Regions from separate parts of the Homo sapiens genome. Here regions 1, 2 and 3 are each linked to region 4. Evidence: chromatin contacts called from ENCODE Hi-C or POLR2A ChIA-PET data. All regions are on one chromosome and are shown on one strand. Each heading gives the region's core, a stretch centred on a gene start or an enhancer-like site at or near the end of the contact. The rest is flanking DNA. Distances are from core to core; before and after follow the strand shown.

What was found. Hi-C counts contacts between places; a loop is a spot of excess contacts on that map. ChIA-PET counts read pairs that join two places held with the same protein, here RNA polymerase II (POLR2A). Pooled maps may share reads with other maps.
Region 1: a map of B cell shows a loop between it and region 4 (25-fold over the local background). The contact joins the promoter of IRAK1BP1 here to the promoter of TENT5A in region 4. A Hi-C loop is called at or near these places in 3 of 168 maps with a recorded cell type or tissue (B cell and naive thymus-derived CD4-positive, alpha-beta T cell) and 13 of 50 pooled maps.
Region 2: a map of naive thymus-derived CD4-positive, alpha-beta T cell shows a loop between it and region 4 (5-fold over the local background). The contact joins the enhancer-like site here to the promoter of TENT5A in region 4. A Hi-C loop is called at or near these places in 1 of 168 maps with a recorded cell type or tissue (naive thymus-derived CD4-positive, alpha-beta T cell) and 5 of 50 pooled maps. POLR2A ChIA-PET finds 5 or more read pairs at or near these places in 1 of 52 experiments (activated CD4-positive, alpha-beta T cell).
Region 3: a loop to region 4 is called in a map of CD8-positive, alpha-beta T cell, with 12 times the contacts of the local background. The contact joins the promoter of CEP162 here to the promoter of TENT5A in region 4. A Hi-C loop is called at or near these places in 2 of 168 maps with a recorded cell type or tissue (CD4-positive, alpha-beta memory T cell and CD8-positive, alpha-beta T cell) and 10 of 50 pooled maps.

The regions. Positions count from the first base shown.
Region 1 is chr6:78,865,642-78,871,711 of GRCh38, reverse strand. It overlaps IRAK1BP1 (interleukin 1 receptor associated kinase 1 binding protein 1), which reads right to left and starts at 4,161. Exons shown (of 4, transcript NM_001010844.4): 1 at 3,821-4,161. The coding sequence starts at 4,135. LOC107986613 (a long non-coding RNA gene) reads left to right here and starts at 4,222. Exons shown (of 2, transcript XR_001744210.2): 1 at 4,222-4,324. RefSeq lists enhancers at 3,374-3,974, 3,807-4,126, 4,157-4,266.
Region 2 is chr6:79,566,511-79,572,463 of GRCh38, reverse strand. It overlaps a transcript of SH3BGRL2 not described here. Among named protein-coding and RNA genes, the nearest start is that of LCA5, 32 kb to the right of the region's middle. Within about 2 kb of position 2,048, at least 9 of the 41 ENCODE cell types and tissues checked have a DNase peak (open chromatin) inside an H3K27ac peak, as active enhancers do.
Region 3 is chr6:84,223,894-84,230,282 of GRCh38, reverse strand. It overlaps CEP162 (centrosomal protein 162), which reads left to right and starts at 2,640. Exons shown (of 27, transcript NM_014895.4): 1 at 2,640-2,703; 2 at 3,831-3,946. The coding sequence starts at 3,890. RefSeq lists enhancers at 2,165-2,324, 2,226-2,726, 2,727-3,227.
Region 4 is chr6:81,751,113-81,757,755 of GRCh38, reverse strand. It overlaps TENT5A (terminal nucleotidyltransferase 5A), which reads left to right and starts at 5,075. Exons shown (of 3, transcript NM_017633.3): 1 at 5,075-5,325; 2 at 5,578-6,166. The coding sequence starts at 5,615. RefSeq lists enhancers at 4,004-4,053, 4,914-5,414 and a silencer at 4,874-5,003.

The sequences.
Region 1 (6,070 bases), core at 2,912-5,411, 2.9 Mb after region 4:
GCAACCTGCCAATAATCACTCTGGTCCTTGGAGTTCTCATCTATAAACAGCCCTATCCTCATGTCCCAATCACCTCCTAAAAGCCTCCTCCGAATACCATCATACTTGGGATTAGGTTTCAACTATAAATTTTGGGGGGAAACAAACATTTAGTCCATTGCAAGAACTATATGCCTTGATGTGTCATGATGTAAGGTAAGTTCTCGTCTGCTGTTCCTGTGGAATACCTCCTACTGGGTGTCATGGTGGCTGAGGTGGTCTGTTGTGAAGCAAAAAGGAGAAAAGGTGTCTGTCTTTTGGTTGCACTGTGTTAAAGGAATCTTACAGTAGTCTTGCTCATACTGCAATGGGTTAAAGGGGTTAAACACTCCCTTCAGCATTTACTCCTAGTCCTCTCTTGCACTAGAACTTAGATATGCATCCTGAGTGACCGAAACACTTTTGTGAGGGAGGACCAGACATTGTGAGGTCATTTTATGCCTACAGTTGGAGAGAGAAGAAAATAAAGGGGAAGCAGAGATATCAGGGTAATTCTTGGTAGCATTCACTATATACCAAATCTACTGGCTCCTTGATCTTGGATGCCCAGATTCCAGAACTGTAAGATACACATTTCTGTTGTTTATAAGCTACCCAGGCTATGGTTTTTCATTACAGCAGACCAAACAAACTAAGACAATATAAAGTATTGTTTAAAAATGAACAATGGGCCAGGCGCAGTGGCTCACGCCTGTAATCCCAGCATTTTGGGAGGTTGAGGTGGGGGATCAGTCAGGAGTTCGAGACCAGCCTGGCCAACACAGTGAAACCCCATCTCTACTAAACATACAAAAATTACCAGGCGTGGTGGCAGGCGCCTGTAATCCCAGCTACTTGGGAGGCTGAGGCAGGAGAATTGCTTGAACCTGGGAGGCGGAGGTTGCAGTGAGCCTAGACTGCCTCCATTGTACTCCAGCCTGGGCGACAAAAGCGAAACTCCATCTCAAAAAAAAACAAAAACCAAAAACAAAAATGAACAATGAAAAGAAAGGCTTAATGTTTGTTGGTTGAATGAGTAAATATTGCTTAGAACTTTAAAACACTTTTCAATGAAAACCACGCTAGAAGTAAGGATTATACCTTCACACAAGTTCATAAATCTATGATCTATACCATAGCTGAATAATTTGTTCACTTATTGTTTCATTTTTTTTCTATTATTCATTCAGAAGGCATTTTCTGAGTACACATTATGTGAAGTGTATGGACCATAACTCATACAGGCAAAAAAAGAACAAATGGTCTTGGCTCTGGAGAAGTTTAGAATATGGAGGAGAAACAAGTAAATTAAGAATTATGATACAGGATAAGTTTTTATTACAAGTATAGGGAGTGAAGTGTTGCATGGCAGGGATTAGTGTTATATTAGGAAAGGAATGCCAAGAAGGTGAATTTGGGCTGATTCTTTTCTTTTCTTTTTTTTTTTGAGACAGTGTCTCACTTCCATAGCTCAGACTTGGGCTAATTCTTAAAGAAAAATACAATAGAGGGGAGGAAGATATGATAGGAGATGAGGATAGTCAGGCTCCATCTTTTTTTTTTTTTTTTTTTTTTTTTTTTTTTGGGACGGAGTTTCACTCTTGTTGCCCAGGCTGGAGTGCAATGGCACGAACTCAGCTGACTGCAACCTCCGCCTCCTGGGTTCAAGCAATTCTCCTGCCTCAGCCTCACAAGTAACTGGGATTACAGGCATGCACCACCATGCTTGGCTAATTTTGGTATTTTTAGTAGAGACGAGATTTCACCATGTTGGTCAGGCTGGTCTTGAACTCCTCACCTCAGGTGATCTGCCCTCCTCGGCCTCCCAAAGTGATGGGATTACAGGCGTGAGCCACCACGCCCGGCTCAGGCTCCATCTTTTAAGCAAAGGAGTTTGGATTATGAGGAGCCCTTTAAGCAGGGAAGTGATGTTTATAAATCTTACAGCTCAGAATTCTAAAGTTTAAAATGAATACAGACTTTGTGAAGACCCATAATTCATTCTGAAAATATAAATGATATTTTGTATTATCTCCTGAACAAATTATCTACCTGACTGCTTTCATCCATTAGCAGAGATAATTGGGAGGTTACTGTCTTTCTTATGTCTTGCCTTGAACACTGAATCTTGATTACTCTAAGTTGGACTTAGTTAATTTATTTACTTACTACTTATTTGAGACAGAGTCTCTGTCACCCAAGCTGGAGTGCAGTGGCACCATCTCGGCTCACTGAAACCTTCGCCTCCCGGATTCAAGAGATTTTCCTGCCTCAGTCACCCTAGTAGCTGGGATTACAGGACTGTGCCACCATGCCCACCTAATTTTTGTATTTTTACTAGAGATTGGGTTTTGCCATGTTGGCCAGGCTGGTCTCGAACTCCTGGCCTCAAGTGATCCACCTGCCTTGGCCTCCCAAAGTGTTGGCATTACAGGCATGAGCCACCATGCCCAGCTTATGTTGTTTTATATATTAGAGACCTGTGAGCTCTTTTTATTTTATGTAAATAACTTAAAAACTTGTTAACATTATTCAAACGACTACAGCACTAGTAGCAGTTTTTTAAAACTATTTTTCTACATATTAAACCCACTTTACTCACATTATTTATAATTATCTGTATTTTTCTAAATTGTAAAATCATTTGAAGAAATCTTGTCCAAATGACTTTGTAATAACTTGTATGTTTGTATTATAAATGCAATTCAAATATCTTTTCTTGTTAAAAATAAGGACTTGCTTTTTCGGGGTATGGAATTTCTTGCAATAGACTGGAAGTAACAATGCCTGCACTTTTACCAACTCAATGTCATCCTGGATAAGTTACATCTCTGGCCTTTGGGGTCCTACTCTATAAAATGAGAAAACTGAAATCGTTGATCCCTATGATTTCTAATTTTCTTTCATTCTAATTATCGGCAGAATTGGAAGCAACTTACATTCTGGTTTCAGGAATACATGAGTTCAAATATTGCTCTACCTAAAGTTCAGAGCATTGTTTAACCTCTTTAAATTTGGAAAACAGGGATATTAAAACATGCCTAACAGTGCTATTGTGTGGATTAAATGATGGCTTCATTTTTTTTCTTGCCTTAGGAGTAGGCTTAAGGTAAGATTTGTTTAGTGATTTGTCTCATGGACATCTCCGTTAAGTAAGTAGAAGTATTTCGTATATGTGGTATCCACAATACTGGCTTGATTTTTTCTTTTAAGTTAAACCTAAGAAGGCCGAAGAAATTTTGGGGGAATCACTATAAAATGAAAATCATTATAAAATGAAAATGGACGCAACTTCTTCCCCACTTCCCAACGTTACTGTTTGCGGAACATACTCAAGAACCATTCCATGCAAAGTTTTACATGATCGGAAGGAAGCAGGTCGTGCTCTTCACTTGCCAATTCCATGGTGCGGAATAAAAACAAAACAAAACAAAATATTTAGTGTCCAGCACTCCACGTGGGCAAGTATTTACAACTAACATTTCAAGTTTTAACATTTCATCACTTTAAATTTAAAAACAAAATCACTGAAGCAAATATCCCCAGATAAAAACCTACCCAATTTGCATTCTTTTATTTTTAATTTGCCTGAGGCCAATAATTACCTTCGTCTAGGAGAAGAATGGGTCAAATATTCACTCTGCCAGGTCCTGGCGTCCCGGAGTACCTTTGCAACAAACGCGTCCTAAACGCTCCAGACCCTCCACATCTCCCTTCCCGCTAGGGGGGCCTGTGGGGCCCGACCATCTGCCAACCCTTTTGTGTCTTCCGGCTCTTATTTCCTCCCCCGCGGAGATCTCACCTGCACGCCCTGCTGCTGGAGGCTCTGCGTGATGTAATCTAGACGGCGACAAACGCTCTTTTTGGCCTCGGCTGCCGCCTCCTTGGTGCTGCTCACTCGCACCACCACCTGCGCCCGGTCAGGGCCCGCAGACACTTCTGAGGTGCCGCTTACTTGCACCTCGCGGGTAGCAGTTTGGGCTTGTGTTGAGGAGAGGGGGTGGCGTAAGCCCGGTAGCGTCTCTCTCCCTGAGGCCAGGTTGTTCTCCCGGCTCCGGTCAGCCCAGGGAACCAGTTCCACGAACACTCGGGTCGGAGGGGTCTTTTGCAGAGACATAGCGATGGCAGCTGGGTTTCCATAGTAACTACCGGCCGACGGCGGCCGAAGGGGCCAATGCGCACCAGGGCTTGCCTGTGCACGGCGCAAAGTATGCCGGGATGGGTGTGGAGGCCGCGGAACTTCTGGCGGGCGCAAGCTATATGCCTTGTTGATCTTGCCGCATCTTTTTTACTAGATGTCGGCTGAGTGAGTAGCTACAGTTTTTAACATGTTTAACTTACGGCCTTCAAAAATTGTTAGCGGACTTTCTCTGTTGCCTCCTCAGTGAGCTCTGCCCTTTCTCGCAACTCCTTGTCGTCCCACCGCGCCTCTGCACCTCAGAGGAAGGAGAAGAGTAGCGAGGCCGAGCGGGTTTTTAGATTTCTCTGTGATTACCCCCAGCCTTGTCTTTTCTGACTTTACCGTCCCCGCTTGGGGTACTGCTTTTTGAGGCTCCCTCGGCCACATTTTTGTGGTTCGTGAGAGGTTTCAGTTGAGGTGAACTTTTTGCCCCTGTGATCTTGGACAGTTTATGATTCTTCATATCTCAGTATCATCTTCTCTAAAGCAGGGTTGATAATATTTTTTATATTAGTAATATATAATATATTCTAATATATATAATATATTCTAATATATAATATATTCTAATATATATAATATATTAATATTATCAAAGCAATGTTGATAATATTTTTCACATTTGCTATGTGCTTATAAGGCGCCCATTGTATGTAGAGTGCGTTGCATATGGAAAGCAGAGTGAACATAATGGATGTTTGTAATGATAGCTATGGCTTTGGCATCATTTTTGTGTCTCCCCATTTTTTTCTAAAATCCCTGGAATGGTTCGGGCCTTGAATTCCGACAGAAGAGATTTAGGTGGTAGCAAAGCACGTCCAACATGGAGTTTGCTGGGCCTGCACAACTTGGAGCTTCTCTGTACCCTTTTCTTCAGAGAACTTTTAGAACACAACCCTCAACTTCCCGTCTTCTGGATTCTCTTCCTAGCACTAAGCAATGATCTTTGTAAAAATAGCCCCACTGACTTATACGTCTTTACTATCTGAATTTTATCAAGAGAATCGAGGGGGGAAAAAAGAATTTTGAATAACTAGTTCTAGAAGGACAAGAACTGTTCTTTTAAAAGGACCCTGAAAAGCTGACAGTCCTCTTGTAGTTTCTTCACCATCGTTTTTTCTGTTCTTTTCGATTAGTATAATTCAACTAAATCAATGGTACCCCCCTCCTTTAATTAGGCTCATCACTAGATTAACATAATTTTGTGTATATCCATCTTGTTTATTGTTAGCTGAAAACAATTTTAATTTAAAAACTAACGTTAAGAACTTTCCGTCATAGTCTTTTATTATTTAAGACACCCAAAATAATGTTTCTTAAACTTGGTGAAAAATTCTTTTTCCCTTACGATAAATGCGGAAGAATATAGCCTCCAAAATAAATTATTGAATGAGTGAATGTCATAAACAAAAAGCAACAGGAGTTAAAGTGTAAGTATTTAGTATACGATAAAAGATTTCATATCAGTGGAAAATGATTACATGGTACAGGGATAATTGTAAGCTATATATATAATATACTATAGCTATATAGCTATAGTATATTTTATATATATATATATTTTTTTTTTTTTGAGGCGGAGTCTCGCTCTGTCATTCTGGCTGGAGTGCAGTGGTGCGATCTGGGCTCACTGCAAGCTCCGCCTCCCGGGTTCACGCCATTCTCCTGCCTCAGCTCCCGAGTAGCTGGGACTACATGTGCCCGCCACCACGCCCGGCTAATTTTTTTGTATTTTTAGTAGAGATGGGGTTTCACCGTGTTAGCCAGGATGGTCTCGATCTCCTGACCTCGTGATCCGTCCACCTCGGCCTCCCGAAGTGCTGGGATTACAGGCATGAGCCACGGTGCCTGGCCCATTGTAAGCTATATTTT
Region 2 (5,953 bases), core at 799-3,298, 2.2 Mb after region 4:
ATAAAATAAAATAAAATAAAAATAGATGCCATTTTATACCCATAAAATTGGTAGAAATGTAATCTCATGATACCAAGAGTTGGAAAGAATTTGGAGCAGTGGGAAATTTAATATATTTGTGAGACTGTAAATAAATTGATATTACTACTTTGAAGAGCATGCTTTACATATTACGTGCACGAAGATATCATATGTGTATACAACGATATCATCAGGTACATTAATGAAATCTAAACATCTATCAACATAATGAGGAAATAAATTGTAGTGTAATCATACAGCAGAAAAAATGAGTTAATACTAAATGCAATGTGGTATTCTGGATTGAACTCTGGAACAGAAAAAGGACACTAGTGGAAAAACTGGTGATATCCAAATAAAGTTTGTGGTTTAGGTAATTAAAACATACCAATGTGAATTTCTTAGTATGGACAAATGTACCATTGTTGTGTAGGATATTAAAATTAGAAGAGGTTGGGGGAATGGTGTATGGAAATTCTCTGTATTCTGCAACTTTTCTGAAAGTCTAAAATTATTCCAAAAAAAGAGTTTATTTTTTAAAAAATGAATAGAGCTTCTTAGATCATTATGGGTAAACCTCACAAACATAATGCTGAGAAAATAAGAAATTGCAGAACACACATATAGTATGTAACCAAGTATATAAGTTTAGAAGTATTGATACATTATGTTTTATTTAATGATATATATGTATATAGTACAATTTTATACATATACTTAAATCATAAACACCAAATTAACTATGCCATGAAGGTAAAGGGACTTGGCTGTGATCAAAGGGTGTTACCAATAGATTTTAAGTTTTTGCAGTGTTTAATTTCTTAGGTTGGGTGATGGATATGTTAATTAATTTGGCTGTGGTAATCATTTTACAGTGTGCATGTATATCCAATCATCATGTTGTACACCTTGAATATATACAATTTCTATTTGCCAATTATACCTCAATAAAGCTGGGAAAAAAACCTAGTAAGTCTGTCTAGGTTATTTGTCAGTGGTGACAAACAAAGCAAAGCAGAACAAAACAAAACCAGAAAAAAGTGATTTTGACTTCTTACAGGTTCTGTGTTTATAATCTAATAAAAGCAAGTCATCTTAAAAATAATCCTGATTATTTCTTTTACAATGTAAGATGGTTTTACTATGTGTAAATAGATAAACAAGTGGCAATGTCCTTATAAGGAGAAAGGAGAGACGTTCATTCAGGAGAATGTGCTAAGGTTAGGGACAGTTCTCTACCATACACACTGCCTTGTAGAAACTCCATCAGAGACAGAATACCAGCATTAATGCGCTTTCATTCTTGATTACAGAACAAAGCTCTTTTAAGGTTTATTCTTAACTAACAAAGCATCTTTTTTATATCCAGCTGTTTCCTATGCTGGAGAAACAACAATAACAACAAACAGGTTAGTTCTATAAAATGCAATTATGTAATTTTTGGAGGGCTTCGATGTATTTTCAATTTGTTCTTCCATTTGTTGCCACCAGTACTGAGGCTCCACCTAGGGCCCTTTTCTATAATTACATTCATATTCGTTAAAGCTAATCTCCTTTATGATAGCAATATGTAAAGCAGTTATGCAAATAAAACAGAGTGCTTGAGTTTTTGTTTTTTTCCCTGAATCTAATATATGAAAATTAGATTTGCTCACTCCCAGGAACTGACCCACTGCTAAGGCAGTGAACCACCATGGGTTCTTGCCAGGCAAGGAGGTGGTTAACATCTTATCTCTAGCCTTGGAACATTGCCTTCAGGAATGCAGCCAGGTTACTTTTGAAACAGGTGGTCCCAGTTCTGGCAGGGTTGGTAAAGTGGAGAAACAATTACCTTCTTGTGAATCACAAGGACAGATAGAGGAGGCTTAAATCAGATGGAGGCAGAGAAAGATCACAGGGCAGACCTAAAGAATTTGCTTTAGAAGTTACAACATGACATTTACAATTGTGGTTGTCTTCTTTACCTTTTATATTTCTGTGAGTTGAGTTTTCAGTATTTTACTCCTAGTCCAATGTGCAATTTGTTTTTTGATTCCCTATCTTTCCAGCAGTGAGTAATGCAAAATGATTTGAGCTAGCACTCCAGAGTGTTTTGCCTCACACCTGCCATCTGCCTGCTTAGTCACCGTGCAACCATCCTTGCCCTAGATGATGATTTTTATTTGATATAAGAATTGGCAGGCAACAGTTGTTGTGTTAGGAGATTTCTGGATTCCCAGTTTTCTTTATTCTTGTAATGATAGCAGCATGGCACATTAATGTTTCAGATATTCACTTGGCTTTTCCTTGTAACTACCATATGTTCTTAAAGATATTTAGTGTGGGGAGAGTTGTGAAAAAGGAAGGGGAAATGGATTATTTTTAATGTTATTTAAAAATTGTAGACATGAAAACCATTGCTACTCAGCACAAAGCAAAGTAGAAATCTCTCAATTTATCCGTAATCTCAGCCCTCAATTTCAGCAAAACTATCCTTTCTGCGTGTTCCCATTGACAGTCTTACTCTATACAGTTTGGGTGTAAATTCTCTACAAAGGAAGATACAGGTATAAAGACAGAATTCCCTTTACAGACAGTAATTGGAACCAAGCAGACACTGTGATTAAAGAGACTACTGTAGGTATGCATTCGGACAAGTTAGGCAAAGAAACCCACTTTAGAATTAGGATACAAACCAGAAGAAGGTTATTTAGCTTAATACATATGTAAACCAAAAATAAAATTCTAAGCACCCCCCTGACCCAAGGGCATTCCAAAGTTAACCTGAAAAAAGTTGTTGGCCTGAAAAAGTTCAGGCCAAGACAGGATGGGAACGTTGGACATGCCTCATTTTACCCTTCCGCCTTTGGAATTCAGGCACAATTGACCAGCATTAACATTAACACAGAGACCTTAAGACTAACAAAACAGACTCTTAACATAACCGATAGCAGGCCCTGAAAGAAATCAAAGTATTTTACCCCAAAATATATTTCTTTGAAATGCCCTTGCAAAGCTGTCTCTTGGGAGAATCTCTTTCCCTTACCAGGTCTTTTTCCTGACCCAGGAGAGAATTAACTAAGAGTCTGGCACCTTTTTAAGTCTGATAAGAAACATTTACAATCTATTCTCTCTGAAGCCTGCTACCTGGATAAGAATAAGAACCTTGTTCTCCACAACTGCATATCTTAACCCAGACACTCCCTTCTATTCATTCCAGGTCTTTAGGTAATAACTCTTTCAACCAATTGCCAATCAGAAATTCTTTGAATTGACTTATGACCTTGAACTATCCACCCCAAGCTTCAATTTGTCCCACCTTTCTGGACAGAACCAATGTATATCGTACATCTTACAATGTACATCGTACATGTATTGATTGATGTCTTAATTCTCCCTAAAATGCATAAAACCAAGCTGTAGCTGGACCACCTTGGGCACATGTTCTCAGAATCTCTTGGGCTGTGTCACAGGCCATGCTTACTCATATTTGGCTTAGAATAAATCTCTTCCAATATTCTACAGTTTGACTCTTTCCATTGACACATATTATGCATAGTAACAAAAAAATTCATTTTTAATTATTTCATACATACTAAGAATATAAAATAAGTATGTACAATATAGATAAGAAAAATAAAATAAGCCTGCTCCCACCTACCACTGAGCTTAAGAATGAAAACTCTTACCACAATAAAATTCCTACTACAGAAAATTAAAAAGTTAGTTTAAAAAGAGTAAAAAACAAGAAAAGAATGAAGACTCTTAACATATTTTTGAAGTCTCCTGTGTACCCACCTAGCATCATCACTCCTCTCAACTTACTCCCATCCTTGCTTCCTAGGTAATCATTATCTTGAGCTATGGGTTATCATTCCTCCAATTTTTTTTGTTGTAGTTATAAAAATGTATGTATTCCTGAATAATATGTTTGTTGGGTTTTGCATGTTTTTGAATTTCATATACATGAAACTGCAATCTATATATTCTGTCACTTTCATTTTCATCAGCATTATGTCTGAGAGAGTCATTCACGTGGACACATGAAGCTATAGTCTATTCATTTTCACTGCTATATTTTAAATATTTCATTGTATAAATATACCACAGTTTATTTCTCCAGTCTCCTGTCAATGGTCCTTTATGTTGGTTCCAATTTTTTACTGTTAAAAACAGTGCTGCAATAAATATTTTAGTACCTGTGTCCTTTTGCACATATGTGAGAGTTTCTATAGTCTGGGGTGTATACCTACATGTGGAATTGCTGGGTGTTAGGTGTGCGCATCTTCAGGTTTACTAAATATAATCAAATTATTCTCAAAGGGGGTTGGACCATTTAACCCCTCATTAGCAGTATTAGCAGTTCCTGTTGTCCCTAACCTTCACAAGCAAGCTGATTTGTCAGCTTTAAAATTTTTGCCAATGTTTTGGGTACAAAATGATATTTCAGCTTTTTTCTAAGTATGAATGAGGTTGGACATCTTTTTATGTTACTAGTCATTGGTTTTTCCTCTTCTGTGAAATGGATATCCATAGTCGCTGCCCATTTCCTATTGGTTTCTGTGTCTTTACTGGAGTTATAAAAATATAGAGAATACTAATATTTTATTCTAATTAACATGTGTTAGAAAAGTGTTCTCCTAGTCTATGGCTTGTCTTTTGTCTTTTCACATTTTTATGGTGTCTTTCAATAAACAGAAGTTTTAATTTTGATAGTTGTATTTATCTCTTTTACTTTGCAGATTCTGCCTCTTTTTTAAATCTTTTTGTAACATACATTTGCAAAAATAATCTATTTTCTTCAGGAAGTTTTAAAAAGTATAAGTAAATTCCTGCCAGAAATTTATTTTTTGGTTATGACATGGGTCCTTGTGGAAAATGAATTTTCCAGGCACTGTTTATTAAATTGTCCGTTTCTTCTACACCTCTCTAAAATTGCAGCCCAGTCTTCTTTCACATATGTAAAGGCCTGTCACTGAGGTTCCTGCTTTTGTTTCATTGGTATATTTACCTATCCTGTACCAGTAACATACTAGTGAAACTTTAAATAATACTGGAAATATTACTGGCAAATTCTCTCTACTTCTATATGTACATTTCTTCTTCAATAGTGTATTGGCTTTTTTCTTCCTAGATATTCTTGACCTTTTGCTTTTTTGAATAAATTTTAGAATTAGTTTATCAGATTCCACAAAAATGATTTAATAAACTTTTTCTGAAGATTTAGTTTCATTCATTATAATTTTTCTATAACAAAGACTGAATCTACACAAGTAAGAGGTAAGTAATTTTAAAGGAGTGTGGAGAGATTAAGGAATGAATTAACTTGGTGACATAAATCCTAAAAAATTTAATTAGTGAGATTTCATTTTGCTTAAAAAACATGAAACATTACAGCCTATAGGAAACCAGCCAAAATCAATGAATCTTAAATATTTTATCCCAGCTTCCCAGCTAGCTCATTTACAAATCATGCCTATCTTGGGAGAATTTAAGTTTCTAATAAAACTAGTGAACAAGTATTTATTCATAAGCAATTTGTTTCTTTCTTTTTTTTTTTTTTTTTAGAGACAGAGTCTTGCTCTGTCACCCAGGCTACAGTGCAGTGGCACAATCATAGCTCACTGCAGCCTTGAACTCCTGGGCTCAAGCGATCCTTCCACTTCAGCGTTTTGAGTAGCCACCATGCCCAGCTAGTTTTTAAATTTTTTGTAGAGATGGGGTCTCACTATGTTGATCAGGCGTCCCCAAAGTGCCTCCCAAAGTGCCACCACTGGTCCCATAAGTGATTTTTATGTACCCGGCCCTGTTCTAGATATTATGGAAAATATATAAATGGAGTAAAATATAATTTTGGTTTTCCAAAGATTTTATAATTTATCATGGAAACAACTGACAAACGATAAAATTCCAAACTTTGTAGTTCTGATTATGAGCTATTGTGGAGTAAGAT
Region 3 (6,389 bases), core at 1,391-3,890, 2.5 Mb before region 4:
CTAAAAGTAGGAAACTTTGATGCTACCCAGAGTGATTTAACTACTAAAGTAGCCATTTCATTGACATTTTAGATATATATTTATGATGAGAGCTAGTATTAAATGGTGTTTTAAATTATGGGTCATGAGGTCAATTCATTTTATAAAAATGAATACAATAGTATACAGCACAGTGTAAACTCTCAAAAAATATTAATCATTCTTTTAATGACTATTATTTTGAAAAATGTATAACAATTCAATTCAGTACCAAAAATTTAGTGACATCCCTTCCACAATTCAGCATAACAAACTCTTGGATCCTATAAGCATAAGTTTTGTAGGTTTACGCATAGAGACAAAATGATTATTCACTCTTTAGACACAGTAACATTCATCTTCCACTCCTTATACCAAAGCTCCAATTCTAACCTCAATAGGACTGAACTCTGTACCAGAGCTGCAAATAATTCTGCATGCCTTGGTGAGTGGGGGTGAGAGGAGGCTGTAGAAGAGAATAGTGCCGACCATACCATGCAAGTCCTTGTAGATATTTGGATTTTAGTACAAATACAGAGAGAAATCATTGTAGGATTTTCAGCAATGGAGTAACCTGATTTACATTTTCAAATTATCACATTTTCTATTGTGTAGACAATGGGTTAGACGAGGATAGGAGTAGAAATAGAGAAACTTGTTAGAAGGCTAATGAAGCAGCTCAGACAAGAGGAAAAGATGCCTCTATCATTAGTAATTAAGATGTAAAATGAACAGAATAGAGACACATTTTGGAGGTAGCACCAACAAGTCTTGACGAATAAAATATGGGAGAGAGGGAACTCCCAGATTTCTGTCTTGAATGAGTAGGTGTATGGAAGTACCATGAAGTGTGACAGAATAAGAGTCCAGAAATAAGCCCTAAGAAATTCTAACATTGGCCAGGCGCGGTGGCTCACACCTGTAATCCCAACACTTTGGGAGGCCAAGGTGGGCAGATCAGGAGTTCAAGACTAGCCTGACTAACATGGTGAAACTCTGTCTCTACTAAAAACACAAAATTAGCCAGGTGTGGTGGTGGGCACCTGTAATCCCAGTTACTCGGGAGGCTGAGGCAGGAGAATCAGTTGAACCCAGGAGGTGGAGGTTGCAGTGAGCCGAGATCGCACTATTGTACTCCAGCCTGGGTGACAGAGCAAGACTCCGTCTCAAAAAAATAGAAATTAAAAAAAAAGAAAGAAAGAAAAGAAAAAAAGAAAAAGAAGAAAAGAAAAGAAATTCTAACATTTAGAGGTCAGCTAGGATAGACAGAGACAGTGAAAACCCTTGAGGGGAGGCTATAAATGTGAAAGAAAAACCAAGAAAGAGAGGAGACAAGTGTATCAAATAGTATTGGGAGATCAAATAAAGCGCTGTCATATATGTACACTTACACACACAGAGACAGGATTAAAAGGTCTGACAAAAGGGAGGTAAAGTGGAAATAATTCCTCAGAAAAGATTGGCAAGTAAGGTGAGGAGACAGATCATTTCAACCACTGGGAAATAATAGCATGAAGAGAATGTGTCAGAAGTGATGTTTTAGGTGGGGATCTCAAGGCATGTTCAAATGCTGTTAGGAAAAATCCCACAGCCAGCCAGAAGTCGAAGATACAGGATTAAGGGAAATGACCAGTGGAACAAGATCAGTGAGAAGAAGAATGGGTAAAGGCTCTAGATCATATGTGGGAAGGTAAGTCTTTGATAGAAGGTGGCAGGAAGTCAACTTCTCAATAAATGGTAGCTTAAGATATTTCTTTTATTATTCATATTTGCATCATAGTCCACAGCTCCTGGTTTGTACATATTTGTATTGCAAGAAAGACTTGATGAATAAACAGTTCTAGCTAAAGATGAGGTCCTGAACTAAGTCTACCATCAGCAAAACCTGCAGCTGTTGTAGATTTTACTTACACTATGCTAAATGTTGTCCTCTGAAACTCCAGCTAATGTTGCATGCTTTGAAAAAAAGAAAAGAAATAGAAAACAAAATCCAAGTCAGTAATTGTGAAATGCCAGTAAAGAATGCAGTTTTGAAAAGTAGGGGTAGCGGGAGGAGCAATAACTTAATAAGAATCTTGCTGTTTGCGTATTTTCGATTTCTTGCCCACTAGGTGGTGGAACAGAGTCCCCATCTAAACGACAGTTTTTTTCCTCACAGGTTTGTGTTTCTCTCACAATGCCTACACAGGTCTTTGCAGGCCAAAGAAATCCAAGAAATTCAATCTCTTCAAAATTGCCCCTTGGAAAAACAGAGCGCTCGAATGACAAGTGTGGGGAAGGCGGGAGGCGACGATGCGGAGTGCGGAAACACAAGGACCAGGGGAGCTAAACTACATTTCCCAGAAAGCCACGGGCTGGCCTACAACCACCGCGCCCTCCAAGCCTGCTGGAAGCCTCCGTCTCGCTTCTCCAGTAACCGGTTTGCCGCTGTCCCCTTTTCTAAGGAACGTAGAGAAAGCCAGGGAAGGAAAGGCATTTTACTGCAGCAGCGAAGGTTTAGCCACTAGAGTGTCTTTCTCAGCCGTGGTTATTCCGACCTTCGCTTGTAAAGGCATTGGGAAACCCACGGCCCACGTGACCAGCCCGGGTCATGTGACTCCAGAACCCGGCAGCTGAAGTCTGTTACCCTGACAACTGGTGGACCCGCACAGACCTTCCGGGAAAGCGCGGAATTCAGAGGCAGAGGTAGGTGGTAAGGTGTGAACGCTGGTTTCCCACCCAAATCGCCCTGGTCGAGGCCGTGCTTCATACTCGAGCGAAGGGCTTTAATTTTCCAGGTCATTCCCCTTCTCCGCCCGGAGCCCACGGCAAATGCGTCTTTGTCTTCCCTCCAATTCCCGAACCCGCGCTTCTGGGGACGGGGTCGCAGCCAGGCTTGAGAAGCTTTTAGTGGAGCTCACCCCTGACCAAGCTATTCAGGCCAAGACCTTAACCGCACTTACCCTGAACTGATCGAAAGTGCAAATGAGGGGAAGAGGTGTTACTCTGCACGATGGGGAGGGTATTGTCCGGGTCTGCAAGCCCTCTTCCCCTCCCCCATCTCTACAGAAGAAAGCTGGGATTTGAGCTGCTCTAGGGAGTTCAGGAGCTGGGGGTCGACCCAAGGTTGGGTTCATTAGGTGTCTAGGGGAACGCTTTCCGTTGCAAATCACTGGATTCTGCTTGTGTTCAGCACATAATTTTTGTCGGTCTTCCCTCGCTTCAAAAGAAACATAGTACTGATTTGTGTACTCCATTAACTTTAAGTATTCTTTAAGTATTTTGACTAAATTACTAATTCTTACTAAATTCTATTTGTGTATATTTTGAAACATCCCCGTATCTGGATACAGTCTGCTTTACGAAACTATGCAGTCTGCTTTACGAAACTATTACTATGGATTGGTAAAATAACGAGCCGAGTGATAAGGCAGCACAAACTGTCGTGTGCTTTGCAAGAAAGAAACAGTCCTTTGGATTTGCTAACTTACAGTTTTTAAGATTCCCTGTGAGGACCTGGTTTGTGTTTGAGAGGTACTAATTAACACATGCACACAAACATAGGTTTGGGAAATATTGTAGAGACCACTCTTTAACAATTGGATGTTAACAGATGAAAACATAATTCTGAACGTTGAGTACAAGACATCCTGTCAAAGCTGCTTTTCCAAATCAGTTTGCTTAATGAATTAGGAATCTCTTGACCAGCTCTTACTGGTTAAAAAAAATTGTGCATATATACTGAATCATAACAAATGTCCGAAGTTTAAGTCTGGTCGTGTTCATGATCTGATGGATTTCCTCAAAAGATGTTTATGTCTCTTGTCATTTAGTGTTTCCAATGTTTGAGGTACTTTAGAATGTTTACTTTGGGAGGTCAAAATTGTTGACTATGGCTAACTGTTCCCAAGAAGAGCTAGATGAAGAGTTTGAACAGTTTATGAAAGAGGTAAGTTTATATTTTTAAAAGCTATATTGTCAAATTTGTCTCAAAAGACTCATCCTTCAATTCTGTCATCTCGAAGATACAGTTAGTCCATCACCAAACTCTGAATTCCCATCATCCCTCTAGCCCTGTCCCTTTTCTGCCACTGCTAGTTCAGTGCCATCATCTCAACTGGGCTATGGCAGCAGTTCTCAACTCATGGTCCAGCATTCCTTTCACCACACTGCAGTCAGACTCTGTTCCTCCCCAGTAAAAGACTCTATTGGTCTCCCATCACATGTAGAAAAAAAAAAACAAACAACTCCTCCTTACCATGGTTTTAAAGCCTTTCATGATTTCACTCTTACATATCTCACTGCCTTCATATCCCTCTTTCACCCACTTTATTTATTCCACAGTGGCCTTTTTTCTTTCCCAGACATTGCAAGCTCATTTCACCTTAGGAGCTTTGCACTCACTGTTCCCTCTGCCAATAATGCTCCTCCCTTACTCTTTACCTGGCTGGTGAAAATCTTAACTTAAATATCACCACTTCAGAGAGGCTTCTTCTGTTTATCCAGTAAAAGGTAAACACAAAGTCACTTCTTAATCTGGTATGTATTTAATTCTTTTTATAGCACTTAGCACATTAATTATTTTTCTTGTATGGGTCTGTTTTCTGCTTCCCATTATAAGAATGTATGGTCTGTAATGTGATGACTCTACGTTCATTGCTATTATATATCAACATGTTCACTACTATGTCTACAGTACCTAATAAATACTTAATAAATATTTGAATGAGTATATTAAATGGTTATACCACGTTCTGTGTACAGTCATGCACCTCATAAAGATGGTTTGGTCAGCAACAGACCACATATACAACAATGGTTCCGTAAGATTATAATGGGGCTGCCCTATAAAGGTGTATCTTTTTAATCTTTTGTACCATATGTTTACTTTTCTATGTTTAGATACAGAAATGCTTGCCATTGTGTTACAGTTGCCTGCAGGATTCAGTACAGTACATGCTGAACAGCTTTGTAACCTAGGAGCAATAAGCTATACCATATAGCCTAGGTGTGGAGTAGGCTATACCATGGAGCCATCTAGGTTTGTGTAAATATACTCTATGATGCTCCTATGATGAAATCCCATTTCTCAGAACATATCCCCATAATTAAGCGATGCATAAAACTCTATTTATATAAATGGAGGGGCCTTGTAGAGCATTCAAGAGAGTCACATTTTAAGCTATTATACGTTATACATTCTTGTTAAAAAAGGGAGTTTAATGTAGTACAAAAAAACTTCATTATCCGTCTCATGGAAAAATAATGCCTTCTTTGTAGAATTGTTTTAAGGATTTAAAAAAGCATCTACCAATTGTCAAGATGTAATAGGCACTTGGAATAAGTTTCATTTACCATTTGAAAAGTTGATTTTTTAAAATTTCAAATACAGACACATTTTGAAAATTAAATTTATAGGAATGATTTTTATTGTAAAAGATAGCAGAACAGGCCTTTTAGAAGATGTTTTTATTCTTCCCTCATTTACCACCCTTCCAGCACACACATTCTCCAACACTCTCCTTCCCCCACCCTTCTGTCTGTGTCTCTCTTCCTCTTATATCCATCCTCAGTTGCAATGTGTCATTTTTTTTTTACTGTGAAAGTCATGATTTTAGAGTCATGCTAACTTTTCTCACTTTGATAAATTATTGTTCAAACAATTTATTCAAAGACATAGTTTATATATCTTTATTTTTTAGGACAGTAGTGGTAACCAGCTTTTTAAAAATAGCTTTATTGAGACATAATTCACATACCATTTAATTCACCCATTTTAAATGTGCAGTTCTGTGGTTTCAGAGTTATGTAACCATCACCACAATCAATTATAGGAATTTTTATCACCCCAGAAAGAAATCCCATATCTGTTAGCAGTTACTCCATCTCCTTGTTCCCCCTTCCCTAGCCTTAGGCAACTACTAAGCTGACTTCTGTCTCTAAATGTTTGCCTGTTACAGACATTTCATAGAAATTGTATTATATATTATGGGGCCCTTTGGGTCTGGTTTCTTGTACTTAGCATGATGTTTTCAAGGTTCATCCATGTCGTAGTATGTATTAACACTTCATTTCTTTTTATGGATAAGTAATATTTCATTGTGTAGATGTACCACATTTTGTTTTTCCACCTGTCAGTTGACGGACATCTGGGTTCTTTCCACTTTTTGGCAGTTACAAACAATGCTGCCATGAACAATCATGTACAAGTTTTTGTGTGGATGTGTTTTTGTTCCTCTTGTGTATATGCCAAAGAGTGAAATTGCTGTATCATATGGTAGCTGTGTGTTTGCCTATTTTCTAAAATGACTGTGTTATTTTACATTTCCACTAGTAGTGTATTAGTTTATCAGAGTTCCAATTTCTTTTTTTTTTTTCTTGAGACTGAGTCT
Region 4 (6,643 bases), core at 3,826-6,325:
ATACATTGGATGGTTTTTCCCAAACTAACCTGTATGACATAGGATGTTGCCGATCTTCCACAGGCCCTGAATAATGAATAAACATTTTTTATTTTCTGAAGAAACATAGGAAACGTCATTTCACAAGCACCATTTCCCTGTGAAAACAGGTAATTTATTTTCCCAAGTGAGTTTTAATTTTTACATGAAGCACTTTGATCAGTTGCTTTTCTACAAACACTAACTGGACAGCAGAGAGATGTTCAGTTTACTCTGCAAAGAAGGCATATGTGTGTGCATGCTTGGAAAAGCATGCAATACCCCAGTGGTCTCTGGAATTACTAGGATTTGCACCACAAAGGCAGCAAATAGGTGGGGGACAGACAAGGGTGGGGGAGTACTCAAATTCTTCACACTACCACTGCTCTGCCTGCATTGCAGGGTGCTTCTAGAAGTACATGCCACTTTTTGTAGAAAGGTTCCAAGAGCAGAAGTGGTAGAAGGTGGAAAATCAAGAGAGACAGTGGAGAGGGCTGGTGTGGAAAGACCAAAAGCAGGACAGGAATGTTGGGGGAGACTGGCTAGAATGCTATGAGAGAGGGAAGTAGCAGGCTTAATGGCAGGTTTTGTGTGTGGCGGCGGGGTGGGGGCTGGTGGGTGCTTTTTTCTTCTATCTCTCCTTCTGGGTATGAACTTGAATGAATAATTTCATATTTGGTGGCTTCCCATCTTCTGAAACCATTTTTGAGAAGGTAGGAAGCAGGGCAAGAAGGGGAAAGTACCACTAATTGAACATGGGGCAGTCTTCAAACACCCCATTGTGTTTCAGTGTGTCTGGTGTTTGTTGCAAATTCTCCATAAGGTGCTGGCTTGCTAGCTCTCTGCTGCCACAGAGGTCATTCGTGGCTGCTGGGGAAGAAGTGGCCATCTGCTTTGTCAGGTCATTGTGCATTCTGGCCCTCAGCAGTTGTTTCAGGATAAAATCACTTGGTCTCCAAAGTTATGCCCAACCTGAATGTCCAGAACTTGGAAAGAAAGAAGAATCAGAGTGCAGTTCCAGCTCAAGTTTAAGTCTAGGAGGAATATGACAAGACTGGGGACAAGCCAAGTCACAGAATGTAAGGAACTGACGTGCATGGGTCTGAACCAAGGCTCTGTGATTTCTCTAAGTTACTTAACCTTCTTATGCCCTATCTTTCCTATGGAGATATAATGTGTACAGCTCTGGTTTTTAGAGAAAGTTTAGAAAAAATAATGTATATAAAATATTTAGCAGAGTTTCTGGGATATAATAACAAACTCAATAATAATAACTATCATTAAGGCCGAAGCTGAACATCTTATTTTGCTAAGTCCAGATTGATTGTTACTGTAACTTTAAAAATAAGATGAACTAATTATAAGTGTTTCTTTCTCAAAATTCTATGCAAAGCTTTCCTTTAAAACTTTCAGGATAAGGACTTTTTTTCTGCTCGCTTAGAAAGCAGTTTAAATTTAGGCTGTCCGTATTTCAGTTTTGTGGTGGTCTTAACTTTATCAACTAAGAGCTTCATATTGCCACAGGTGTTTTTTTTTTTCCTTTTAAGTGGGAGAAAGTAAATAATTTATCAAATAGGTTCAGAAGCTAAAGCCTGGGGGAAAAATTTAGCAACTTTGCATCTAAATTTAATCTAAGAGTAACTGTGTTGAGAAATATCTTAGTTGTGAATGTATTTGGAAAGTATAGGCGTTCTCATTTCATAATTATTTTGGTTATCTAGAAAAAAATTATGGTTTCAATAGCAGAATATGCAATTTTATTTAAGGATGGATATTTTTTCCTAGAATGTAAATATTATTTCAGTTTGAAGACAGGAAAAAGTGGGACAGTGAACAACATATGCTTTCATTCAACAGTATGTAATGATTGGTCACTATGTATCAGGCACATATTAATCCAGTCAAAGATTAAATTGCCCACAAAGGCATTGCCAAAAGTAAGATATCCCAGATGTCCCAATGCAGGAGGCAGTAGGGTCTGGATTATGGTTGGGAAAGGGGGAATGTTTTGTTAAAGGTTTAAGGAAGTGTCAGCCACAAAGCATTGGATGCTTGGGGGAGAGGCGGTCTTGGCACACTGCTGCTGGGATTATCTTCTTCTCCCCAGCACAGCATATAGCACGTAAGCGGGCCCTGCAAGTCCAGCTTCATGCTGTGCTTCCACCTCTCAGTTGTGCCCTCCATTTCTGGGAATGGCCATGGGATCAGCCTTTGCTTGGGGGAGGGTCCCCACTTAGAGAACTGGACTATGGTGGCTGTTCTCAGTGCAGCGCAAAGTGTGGCTGGGCCCTTGTGTCAGGATCACCATGACAGCTTGCCAAAATGCAGATTCCTTTGGTGCTACAGAACGAAATCCTGGGTATGCATAGGCAGGTGTCCATCAGCTCTAAGAGTCTTCTTTATTTTCAGTTTTTGGAGCAAGGGTAAAAATAAAGTACAAAATAATTGTAGTAGAGCTAAACACACACACATGCACACACCCTTGGTTTTTAAAGTACAGCGTGTCTAATATACGATCTATTACTTTGGCTTTGTTTTAAGAAGGGGCAGAATTCATACCGGTCTTTGAAAGAAACATTTTTAACAGGTCTTTTTTCTTTTCTTTTTCTTTTCTCTTCTCTTTTCTTCTTTACTCTTCTCTTCCCCCCCTTTTCTTTTCTTTTTCCCTTCCCTTCCCCTCCCTTCCTCCATTTCCTTTTCTTCTTTTCCCCCTCCCCTTCCCTCCCCTCCCCATCGTTCCTTCTTCCTATTTGTGCTTGTCTTGTTTTCCAATAAGAAGGTACTGATAAGCTACAGACCACTCGTTACCCCGTAATGACCACTAAACAGCATTCACAGCCAAATGGGTTGGGTTAAAGGCCTGACCCCACAACTTATTAGTTGTGGAACTTGGGAATGTTTCTTAACTTCTTGGATTCCTCTGTTTCTAGATCCCTAGGAGATGGAAATACCTTCTTCTTGAAGATTAAATTAGGTATTATGTTAAGGAGCTAAACAGGTTATAGCCCAGACGTGTTCAATAAGTTCCTGGTACTCATAAACCTTATCTCAAGGCACTACCAATCTCATTTATTAATCACGGGAGTGTACATATCCTTCCTCAAACATTCTCCAACTCCATACGCTTCCCTTTGTAGATAACGCTCTTCTCCTCTTTCCCCGACTACTGAAAGAACATCCATTCTTTCAAGATCCAGTCCAAATGACACCTTCTCGGGTGTCTCTCCGTTTCCTATGTAGTTAGCCCGCCACGCGATTGCGTCAGAATATACTTCTCTCATAATACATATGCAACTGAACCATAATTATGCACCTAGGTGCTATGCCCTCTAGATTACGTGAAATGTCATTCTTAAATCTTCAGCACTTAGCCTGTTGCCTGGCACGTAACAGGTCACTAAATGCTCTCTCTATACACATGCTCACACAAGAATATGCATATGTATATATATGTATAAAATGCCTGGTTAAGATAGATTCATGCGCCGATGGCTGGTCAGAGGAACACATGGGTGTGCTCTGAAGGAAGCGATGGCCCTATGCGGACAGGGTAGTTGTCCTAGAGTCCCCAGGCGCACCTCAGTGCTTAGGCGCAGCGCTGAGGGGATGGCCTCTGCCACAGAGACAGTCGGATTTCTCCATTTTGGGACGCAGCTCGGCAGGGCACCGGGAGGGGGCGGCGTTGTCACGCAGCTGGATGCTCCACGGGTGACACCCCCGCACCCTACCCCTCACCCCCGAGCCGCGCAGCTTGAGTGACTAGGCCGGGGCTCCCCCAGTTAGGAGGTGCGGGCTGTTTTTCCTCCCAGTCTGGGCGGGCAGGGCTGAGCAGGGTTTGGGGAGTATTCTGTGACCCTGGCATTCTCCCCTCTGCCCCACCTCAGCCCCCGGCAGCGTCTAGGCGCTGGGAAAGCTGCTCCGGGTTAGTTGATGGAGGCAGCGAGCTGCCGAAGAGACGGCCACAGCTTTCTAGCAAAGAGTGGTGGTGGCGCGAGTGAGCGTGCGTAGAATTAGCTCTGCCGAAGTCACCGAAGCTGGAGGAGAGAATTCATTTTATTCTTGAAACTCCTACTTTTACGTCTCGTGGAAAACCAAATCGTATTCCACTGACACTATGATGCACTTAAAATGGCCAAACTTTAGGGGGCCGCGAGGAACGCGCTTCGCCGCCTCCAATTTTGTCAGAGAACTCGCAGCAAAGGCACCGGACACCTAGCGGCCCTTTCCCTGGACTCCGGGGCAGCACGCACTCCCCGGGCGCGCTCTCTGCGCCCACTCGGCCCGCCCAGTCCTCGGCCATTGGCTGCTCGCCCGCGTCTGCTCCGTGACGCGCCCTGACCCCCGCGAAGTACTGGCCCCTTGGAGCCACTCGTGCGCAGGAGCCGCGCACGCCCGAGGCCCGTGGTGCCGCCCCCGCGCCTTCTCGGGCTCGCCCAGAGCTCCCCGGCGCGCTTCCCGAGGTTTCGAGAATCGAAACCCAGTTATCAACAAGCCCTTCCCACTCACGCGCCGTGACTGATTTGCGTGCAAGAGTGGACTCATGAGTCCACACTTGGATCGGGTTTATCAATGGAGTAAATGGTCTACCTAAAAACCGAGGTTTAAAAGAGCGGTCGTGAGGAACCTCCGGAGCCCAACCGTGATGATCTAAAGACGGGCTGAGTCCGCGAGAATTTTGGGAAGTTTCTGCAGTTGCAGGATTTTAGTCGTGATCTGGTTTTGATGACCACTTATGATTCCTGGGGCATTTAAAGTGTCTCCTCCTGGGGAAAATGAAAAGAGATTTGTGGGAGGGGGCGTACATAAATTAAATGTATGTATAAATACACGCATCTACGGGCGCACACAGTATCCGCACATACAGCCCAGGACCTCACGCTCACCGGCAGTCGTCCCGCACTAACTGCTGGGCTAGTCAGCTGCGTGCCCTGCGGGCGGGGGAGGGCAGAGGGGGCGGCGCCCTATGCAGATGAGGAGGGTGTGGCGAACGTGCCGCTCTGGGCCCCGGAAGCGCAGAGAAGCCCGGTATAAAAAAAGTACTGAAGACATTTTCCCCGCACAACTGCTAAAGCTCCAGAGACACGAGCGTGTGTGGCAGCAAGAGCCGCCAGTTCGGGACCACCGCAGCTGGGGTGGCAGCGGCGCAGGAGGGGTCGCGGGGAGGGAGTGGTGAGCGCAGGCGGCAGGGGTCTGGGAAAGACGAAGTCGCTATTTGCTGTCTGAGCGCGCTCGCAGCTCCTGGAAGTGTTGCCGCCTCTCGGTTTCGCTCTCGCTCGCTGCGCTCCTAGAAGGGGCGGCCGCCTCCAGGTGACACAGACGGGACTCTCGCTTGCGCTTTCCAGATGCATCAGAGATACTTTTGGTGCGGGGCTGCTCTGCGGGGCGCGGTGCGCGGCTGGGGACTGTAAGGGCCGGGGGAGGGAGTCTCCGAGGAGGCCCGGGGTCAGGGAACTATCGGGGGAGGGGGCGCTCTTTTCCTGGCGGGCCTCTGCTCTCCGCCGCCGCGCGTGCTCTCCGCCGCCGCGCGTCCTCACCGCGCTCCTTTCCCTTTCTTTTTAGGACTGACCAGGGCCAAGTGGCGCTCGGCGGGCACTACATGGCGGAGGGTGAAGGGTACTTCGCCATGTCTGAGGACGAGCTGGCCTGCAGCCCCTACATCCCCCTAGGCGGCGACTTCGGCGGCGGCGACTTCGGCGGCGGCGACTTCGGCGGCGGCGACTTCGGCGGTGGCGGCAGCTTCGGTGGGCATTGCTTGGACTATTGCGAAAGCCCTACGGCGCACTGCAATGTGCTGAACTGGGAGCAAGTGCAGCGGCTGGACGGCATCCTGAGCGAGACCATTCCGATTCACGGGCGCGGCAACTTCCCCACGCTCGAGCTGCAGCCGAGCCTGATCGTGAAGGTGGTGCGGCGGCGCCTGGCCGAGAAGCGCATTGGCGTCCGCGACGTGCGCCTCAACGGCTCGGCAGCCAGCCATGTCCTGCACCAGGACAGCGGCCTGGGCTACAAGGACCTGGACCTCATCTTCTGCGCCGACCTGCGCGGGGAAGGGGAGTTTCAGACTGTGAAGGACGTCGTGCTGGACTGCCTGTTGGACTTCTTACCCGAGGGGGTGAACAAAGAGAAGATCACACCACTCACGCTCAAGGTAACACCACCCGAGATGCACTTGGGTCCTGACCCAGTCTGGGCCGGGTGTGACGGGGAGCGGGCAGAGGGGCATCGGTTAAATGCCATGAATCTGTGGCCATCACGAGTTTGGGCGCGCGTTATTTCTTTGATTTTTGATTTTTTAAACCAGTAAACTGACGTGCGTGGACGGTGTTGAGTGTTTCAGTTTACTTGATGCTTTGGCGCTACAACTCTTCTCCCAGGTCCTCCTCTGCCCTCTCTTCTCTTCTTTCTCCTTATGTTTTAACTCTTGGCTTTCCCTGTTGGAGTCTTGTCCAGAGTAGATTCTGATACTTGGCAGAATGAAATGATGTAAATAATTTTTGAGTCATTATATTTGAGTCTAGCCTTTGGGAAAATAACAGCCTGAAGCAGAAGTGAGTCAATGAGTTTTTTATTGTACTGGAAAAGGTGAATAGATTTCACAGCGGCATTCAGCTGACTACGTGTTAAA